Regions from separate parts of the Homo sapiens genome. Here regions 1 and 3 are each linked to region 2. A link is a loop called in an ENCODE intact Hi-C map of the cell type or tissue named here. Cell type or tissue: heart left ventricle. All regions are shown on one strand.

Region 1 (2,500 bases), 440 kb before region 2:
AAAAAGAGTCATCTTTCTTATTTCTTTTCAGGAAACAGGGGAAATATGGGTGCAGATGAACTGGTAAAATGAGACTTATAGTCCAGGGACACAAATGTAAAAGAGAAAGGAGGCCCAAATCTGAGAGAGCTGTGGCATTCTGCAACCACAGGCAAGTCTAGCAGTTCTTCACAGCCCAATTAAATGCCACCTTCTCTATGATTCAGTTTCCCTGTGGATAACAGAACTACTTTAAGAAAGACAGAGCTGCTTAACGAAGAAGGCAAAGGCCAGGAGTGCTAACACTGACTCTCTCAAAGTTATAGAAGTAATCACAGAAGATCAAAGCCAGCATCAGCCAGCCCAGGACTTCTGAACTTCTGGCACATAAATGGCTTAAAGCTTTCTTTTGATTTGGGAAATTTTCTTTAATATTTGCCCAGTCACATTCACATAGGAGAAAATTTAGTCAAATACTGACGGAGGTTAGTTACTTAAAAGACCAAAGGCTAATATATCAAGAGACCTTTGAGTAATTAAAGGCAACTTTTTACCATTCCTCTTTTATATCAATTAGACCCATTGTAATAAATCCCTTTTCCCTATCTGAAGTACTTAAAAGCTTGAGCCATCATCCATGAACACTCTAACTTTAGCTCATCATTGTCTGAATATCTTAGTAGTTAATACCTTGGGGAAAATATTTAAACTGGAGCATTTTAATTATATGCTTAGTGTGGAAGTTGTTAAAAGATAACACCATCTGATGTGAACCCAATTTAAATTCTGCTGAAGTTATTAATATGGTATAAAATTATAGAAATGATCAAGGGCTTATATAGTAGCTTTTATTAATAGAGCAATAAGAAAGTTTAGGTGCTCTATTTCTGTAGCTTGGATTTTTTCTGTTCTAAAATAGTCTGCTTCTGTGTCAGAGATCTGATTAGTTATATTGAAGCTTCTGAGGGACTTGTGGATTATTACATGTCAGATACTGCTTTAGTCAGCCACTTTTGAAAGCAAACCAAGTTCAAATCCTGAGAAACCAAGTCAAATGTTGAAAAGGGGATCACTGTACCTGAGCCCTAAACCCTTTTCCTGTATATGTATGAACACTTCAGGGACTGCGAGAAGGAGTCAGATTGTACCATCTGGTTGAGATTTCTTGCACTCTTAAAAAGAATCCTTTGACTTAGCTTCTGGGGAATATGAAATCTTTAAAGGAGAAGAAATTGAACAGTCTCCTAGGAAATAGACCGCATATTGGCCTTAAGGAGGTATGTCAACTTGTAAGTCAAAATAGTATTTATTCCTTGAACTTGAAGCTAGTTTCTCTCCCCTCTTGGGAGCTAGAAAACTCCCTCTCTTCTTTCAGGGTCCAGGCGGATGATAATCTTCCTTTTTTTCTTGTTCAGCACACTGATTTTATTGCCAGACACAGCTGGAGGACTCTTTCCCTTTAGCCTGGAGTTTTTCAACAGCAGCACTACCCACATCTTGGACCAGATAATTCTTTACTGGGGGCAGGAGTGCTGCCCTGTGTATTGTAAGAGGTTCAGCAGCAACCCCGGCCTCTACCCACTAGATGCCAGTAGCAATCTCCCTTTCTCTCCATACCCAAGTTGTAACAATTAAAAAATGTCTCTAGACTTTGTCAAATGTCCTCCAAGGGGAATACTGTCCCGATTAAGAACCACTGCTCTAGCTGAATAAAGGACTGAAAGATTTATCCAAAATACAGTCCTTACTTGTCTCAGTGTAAAACGAGACTGGTAGCATAAAAAAATCCTGCTGAGTTAGCTTTCTTGCTAAAAGCATTCACTCATTTTGTTGTTCAGTGTTAATTCTTTAGCTACATGGGGACTATATAGGTATGTGTTTTCAATATTCAACCATGTTTTAACCCATTTATGCCAGAGGCTGTAAATTCTTTTGTGTGAAAAATCAGACATTGGCAATGACATTGAGCGATAGGATATAAATAACTCCCACAAGCTTAGCGTTCCAGTAATGGAACACTAGGCATAAACGGGTTCATGACTGTTCAGTAGTAGTGCCTCTTCTGCTTTCCATATTTATTTTCTGCTCAGTCTCAGTCAGAAACTGGGGAATGGGACTGAACTTGCCTGATTCTGACAGCCTCGGTCCAAAACCTTAATCTTCAGGAGCTGTACTAAAGTCCAAAGAAAAAATATCTTGAAAACATAAATAGCAACTGATTTCAACTGAAATTGTGTTGTGTTCTATTGGGAAGCCCAGTGGAAAACAGATGGTGCTGCCTTTCAAACAACTTAAATCATCATGGTTTAGTGGAGAAGATTTCATTCACTGAAAGCATCCTATGGCATAGAGAAATAAACAGTTTTAAAAGTGCTAAAATTACTAGACTCATCTATCAAAACAAAGTGAATTCTTTTCTTTGCTCCGGCTGTTGGCTTTGATGAAAGCAGAGTGTGGTCACTGGGTTCCATGGTCACCGGGCACCATGGCAGGTGCTGCCACAGCACTGGGTACACAGCAA
Region 2 (2,500 bases):
TCCTATATTATCTTAAAAGGGTACCTCAAGCTAAGACCACTGCTTATCTCCAAGTAAACTAAAAGCATGACACTCTCTTCTTAGGTGCTCTGGTAATCACACATAACTTTACCAATGAGCAAATTTTTTTAAGCATTTATATAACAGAGAGTACAGGCGCCTTTGGTATCCTGCCAAGAGTACTTCTTTCCGTGTTTGTATTTAAAATAGAATGGTAGTAACATCACTTGTGTGCCTGTAATTCCTTCTGTGCACAGGCACAGAATGAAAAAAAAAAATGGATGTAGCAAGCCGCTTCACTGCTTTACCATTATAAAGCTTGAAGGAAATAACACACTCATACTAAATTAAGACGAAGACTCAGACCAAATTATCCAAAGCTGGGGGTGGGTAGGGGAGAACTCGCCTTAACTAACCTACCAACGCCTCTAAAGCAGTGGGTGTTGAACCTGGCAGCAAGCGAAGGTGCCAAAAGAGCTGCAGTCCCTAAGCCAGAGCAGGTGATGTGGGCAGGAAGCATCAGCGCTCTGGAGACGAGAAGCCGAACCAGCCCGGCGCTGCCCCGAGCCCGGCTGCGCGCTCCCCAACTCCGCTCACCTGTCTCCGGCGGGTCCAGAGGGCGGCAGCAGAGCCAGCCGACCCCACCGGACCGCGCAGCAGAGGATTCGCTCACCTGGGTCAAAAAGAGCCAAGAAAGATGTAATGTCCAAGAGGCCACCACTGCCCTCACGGAGACGCTCATCTCGGGCCGGGTTCCGCCACGCTGCTTCCTCCTCCTCTCCAGCTCGAGTTTTCTATTTACCGACAGGTCTGTACTCCGCTAAGCGGTCAAGGGTTTCCGCAGAAGGGGGGAGATAAACTTGCCCTGAGAGCCGGCGGCGGCGGCGCAGGTGGAGCGCGAGGGGCGCCCCCGCACCTGGAGCCGCCGGCGCTCGCTATCACCTCTGCCCGCCCACGCCCGCGCCGCGGCTGCGCTCCGCTCCGCGCCCCCGCACTCACCTCGGCGCAGGCACCGCCCAGGCCGCCGCCCCCGCTCGAGGGCCGGGGCGCAGCCGGGGACCGGAGCCGCCCGCACGACGCCCAGGCGCTCCCGGCTCCGCCGCGGCCGCGGCTGCTCCTCCAGCCGCCTCGCCTGGACAAAGAGAAGCCGCGGGGCCGGCGGCCGCCCAGCCCAACCTTCGCAGCGCGCCACGCAGCCGGCGCGCCTCGCCCGCGAGGTGCCGTCCGCGGTGACAGTGGCCGGGCGGCGAGCGGGCCCGAGCGGTAGGCGGCGCGGGGCAGCTGATGCGCGCACCCCCTCCCGGCCGCCCGGAGACGCACTCGCCGAGACCCAGGCGCCTCCTCCCGGCCCGCGCTCCGCGCCCCGCGCCCCGCGTCGCAGCTCCGCAGCCGGGAGCCGTAGCGCCCTCTGCCGACGGCCCCTGCGCCCGCTCCTGCGCGCGCGCCTGCCCGCCCCAGCCCCAGCCCCAGCCCCAGCCCCAGCCCCAGCCCCAGCCCCCGCCCCCGCCCCAGCTCCCGCCTCAGCCCCAGCCCCAGCTCCAGCCCCAGACCCAGACCCAGACCCAGCCTCCGCAGGCGGTGGGCGCGGCGCGGGCCGCTGCCCGCTGCGCGGCTGGTCACCGTGGTGCCCTAGCATCGGACCCCAGGAGAAAGGAGTAAGAATGAGTTGGCCGTTCCAGGGCAGGCCTCCAGGAATGGGTTCCGCTGTTTTCCGCTCAGAACAGAAGAGGGAGCCGCTTCGAATTAGGCGCAGCAGGAGGCATTGGGGTTCAGCATCGGGAAGAACTTTGGAGGACGCTAGGGTGCCTGATTCATAGGAGCCCAAAGCCAGTCTCTGAAAAGATTTGCGCAAAAGGCAGGCGTTTCTTTCTAGAAGCAAGCTTATTTCTATGTTTAATGAGCACCAAATGTGCCTCCCCACTGTCCGAGGGGTTCCAGCGAGCCTTGACTGCTCTTATGGTAAGGTAAATAGATTAATTAATGATTTCTCAAAGACCTTTTTCCAGTCCTACCTGAAATGCTCAGACTCCCTCACGCGGTGCACCTGGAGGTTTGAAAAGGCAAGCGAAACCAGAGGACTTCTGCAGACTGATTCAAACAGCAATGGAATAAACATTTACCATTATAAAGATGAAACGATGTTGCTGGTCTTTGCACTATTTAGGTTGGCGTTTTTTGTTTTTAGGGGATGTCTTTCCAAACCACTGTGTTAACCAATACTTTATGACAGTTAATTTTTTTTTTTAACCAACTGGACTACTTGGTGAAGGGAAATCATGAAATGGCACTTTTTTTTTTCAGACCACTGTCTTTAAAAATTATTCCAGAAGCTCTCCCTTCTCCCCTGGAAGAATCTGGGGCAAATTTCATAGCTTTTCCTGTCACTTTCAGGTGTTCATAAACAGTCAGATTTGCTGATAATAAAAAGTCCAGCCCAATCCAAATCAAAACTTTAATCGCAATCCATTCAAGCCTTCCCCACTAGCCTCCCACCACCCAC
Region 3 (2,500 bases), 540 kb before region 2:
CACTTGAGCACATAGTATTTTTTTTATGGCAACAGCTTAAACCATTAGGTCATTTTCTGTGTGTTTAACTTTTAGATTATTGTTTCACCTGTTTTGCAATTGTGCGTTTCCCCCCTTAATACATAAAAAGCACCTTGATGATTGTGAAGAGAGGGAGAAGTAGCATCATAATATAGTGGAAAAACATGAGTGTTGGGTGTGGCCTGGCCTGTATTTGTATCTTGGCTCCATCACTTTCTAATTATGTTGTCTTCAGAGGACTATGCAATCTCCCCAAACCTCAGTTTCCCCAGGCATCACATGAGGATGATATCTACAACAGCTATGGTTGTTGTGAGGGTTAAAATAATGCCTGTTAAGTGCCCAGGACATAGTAGATGGTCAATAAATAAGAGCTCTATTGTTAAAGTTCTGCCTCTTACTTTTTTGAATCCTCCCTACCTACCCACCCCATATGGTAGAGACAGAGTTGCTAAAGATTGTCTACTAATATATGTGAACTGAAGGTGAAAGGTTGAAGTTCAAATATACAAAATATATAAAAAATATACATACCCCTAACTAACAACAACAAGACACAGATAAAGCAAATATGGCAGAATGTTAATAAATGTTAAATATGGATTATGGGGTATCTGGGTTTTATTCTTTCCACTATTCTATATTAAATTTTTTTTGTGATAAAAGGTAAAATAATAAAAGCCTTAAAATATATACACACTCTGAGAAGAAGGAGGTTGGTGAATTATTAATTTTTTAGTAAGTTTAGAAAGTCCAAAAATGCTTGACATATTCATTTTGAGGTCTTTTATGCCTAAACTATTTAATAACATGTAAAAAAATTCAAAACCATCATCTACAATCACATTCATAAAGTTAACAAAGAAGACAAGAATAGATATGAAAAATACTGAATAAGTATAATAAATCTTATTAAAAGTAACATGAAAATCCATGTACCCTCAGGTAATGTGTATAAAACTCCATGCTGCAGGGTGAGGACCATCCTGTGGACTGTTTCATGGGAGAGCCACCAGGGGATGCTAAAGAGTAGCATTACGGGGAACCACACAGCAAAAGCACCATCACACCATTCAACCTGACCCTAAGGAGCGCGAGTCCGTCCCTGAGAGTCACACTCATTACTACACCACTTGGGGGTCTGGGAGCATGGATACAGCAGATCTGTTTGGCCCGTGGTGAGGAACATACCTTGCTGCAGGGGCAGAGCTGCCTGCAACCAGCACAAGTGTGAGGCTGCTGTTGGCACCTAAGTGTGGCATCTTAGAATCCCTGGACGCTGGGCTGAGGCTGTGTTAGAGCTGACAACTTTCACAGCTACTCTGCCAGGAGCTATAAAGCATGGGGCAGAAAAGGGAGATTCTTATCTGGGCTTCTAATTCTTTTTCTCTAGTGGTGAGGCTTACTTCCAACACATATTTAAATTAATGGCATCAGCATATTCAGGTAAAAATATATAGCAGCAACTGAAGAGCTATACTAGAAAATTATTTTCATTTTCATTTTAAAAAATGTATTTTGAGATGGAGTCTCCCTCTGTCACCAAGGCTGGAGTGCAGTGGAGCAATCTCGGTTCACTGCAACCTCCGTCTCCTGGGTTCAAGCAATACTCCTGCCTCAGCCTCCCAAGTAGTTGGGATCACAGGCACGTGCCACCACACTCGGCTAATTTTTTTAATTTTTTTTATTTTTGGTAGAGATGGGGTTTCACCATGTTGGCCAGGCTGCTCGAGCCTGGCCACTGAAAATTATTTTCTTAAATTATTTTTAAAGTACATTCCAGGCCAAGCTCTTCAAGGGCTTTGACTGTGTTTTCACCTTCTCCCACTTGAGAGTAAAATCCTTGAGGTAGATCCTGACAGATTTCTTTGTACTCAGAAAAGAATGTTTGATTGAATATTTGTTAAAAAAGTGCCTTTGCCAGCTGGGCATGGTGGCTCATGCCTGTAATCACAGTGCTTTAGGAGGCTGAGGCAGGAGGATCACTTGAGGCCAGGAGTTTGAGACCAGCCTAGAAAACATAGTGAGACCCATCTCTATAAAGCATCTTTGCACATTAATTCACTACATTCTCACAATGACTTTGTGAAGAGTTATTATGAATTCTATTTTAAATGGAGAAAACTGAGATTCAAAGTTAATGACTCAGCCAGGGGGAAAGAGAACAAGGACAGGGATGTTATTCCTACAGTGATGATGACGAAGTGCACAGAGGCAGGAACTTGCTCAAGGTCTCACCACTGGATAGGGGCAGAGATGGAACTGACTCTGGGTTAGCACTGCGTCCTCTCTCCACCAGAGCATGCTGTGCAGATAAATATGCTACAGTGTACAAAAGATACACGTGCATTCCTTACAGGATGGAATTCTGGCAGGGCCTTCTAACTGGTAGAACAAAGAGATCATGCATTTTCAGGCTATACAGGTCATGCTTCCTCAAAGCTGGCATGCTTGGCTCAGACAAGATCTCATTCACAAT

The links. A loop is a pair of places that touch in the nucleus more often than their neighbours do. Peaks named below come from ENCODE experiments on the same cell type or tissue, not always from the same donor. Only the 100,000 strongest peaks of a DNase experiment are listed, where the experiment ranks them.
Region 1: a loop joins it to region 2, with 6 times the contacts of the local background. A loop is called at or near these places in 33 of 110 quality-filtered maps.
Region 3: it touches region 2 in a loop (6-fold over the local background); 62 of 110 quality-filtered maps call a loop at or near these places.

What each region holds. Positions count from the first base shown.
Region 1 is chr13:29,259,942-29,262,441 of GRCh38, reverse strand. The region is part of intron 5 of MTUS2 (microtubule associated scaffold protein 2); the gene reads right to left. Among named protein-coding and RNA genes, the nearest start is that of MTUS2-AS2, 11 kb to the right of the region's middle. In heart left ventricle, a CTCF peak has its summit at 1,561 (motif pointing right); no DNase peak of the experiment used is centred here.
Region 2 is chr13:28,818,785-28,821,284 of GRCh38, reverse strand. MTUS2 (microtubule associated scaffold protein 2) reads right to left here and starts at 946. Exons shown (of 16, transcript NM_001033602.4): 1 at 674-946. RefSeq lists silencers at 972-1,041, 1,132-1,481 and an enhancer at 572-1,072. In heart left ventricle, a CTCF peak has its summit at 1,338 (motif pointing left); DNase peaks (open chromatin) are centred at 744 and 1,354; H3K4me3 peaks cover 1,971 bases; H3K27ac peaks cover 180 bases; H3K27me3 peaks cover 1,743 bases.
Region 3 is chr13:29,361,728-29,364,227 of GRCh38, reverse strand. The region is part of intron 8 of MTUS2 (microtubule associated scaffold protein 2); the gene reads right to left. Among named protein-coding and RNA genes, the nearest start is that of MTUS2-AS2, 110 kb to the right of the region's middle. RefSeq lists a silencer at 982-1,276 and an enhancer at 1,092-1,311. In heart left ventricle, a CTCF peak has its summit at 1,022 (motif pointing right); no DNase peak of the experiment used is centred here.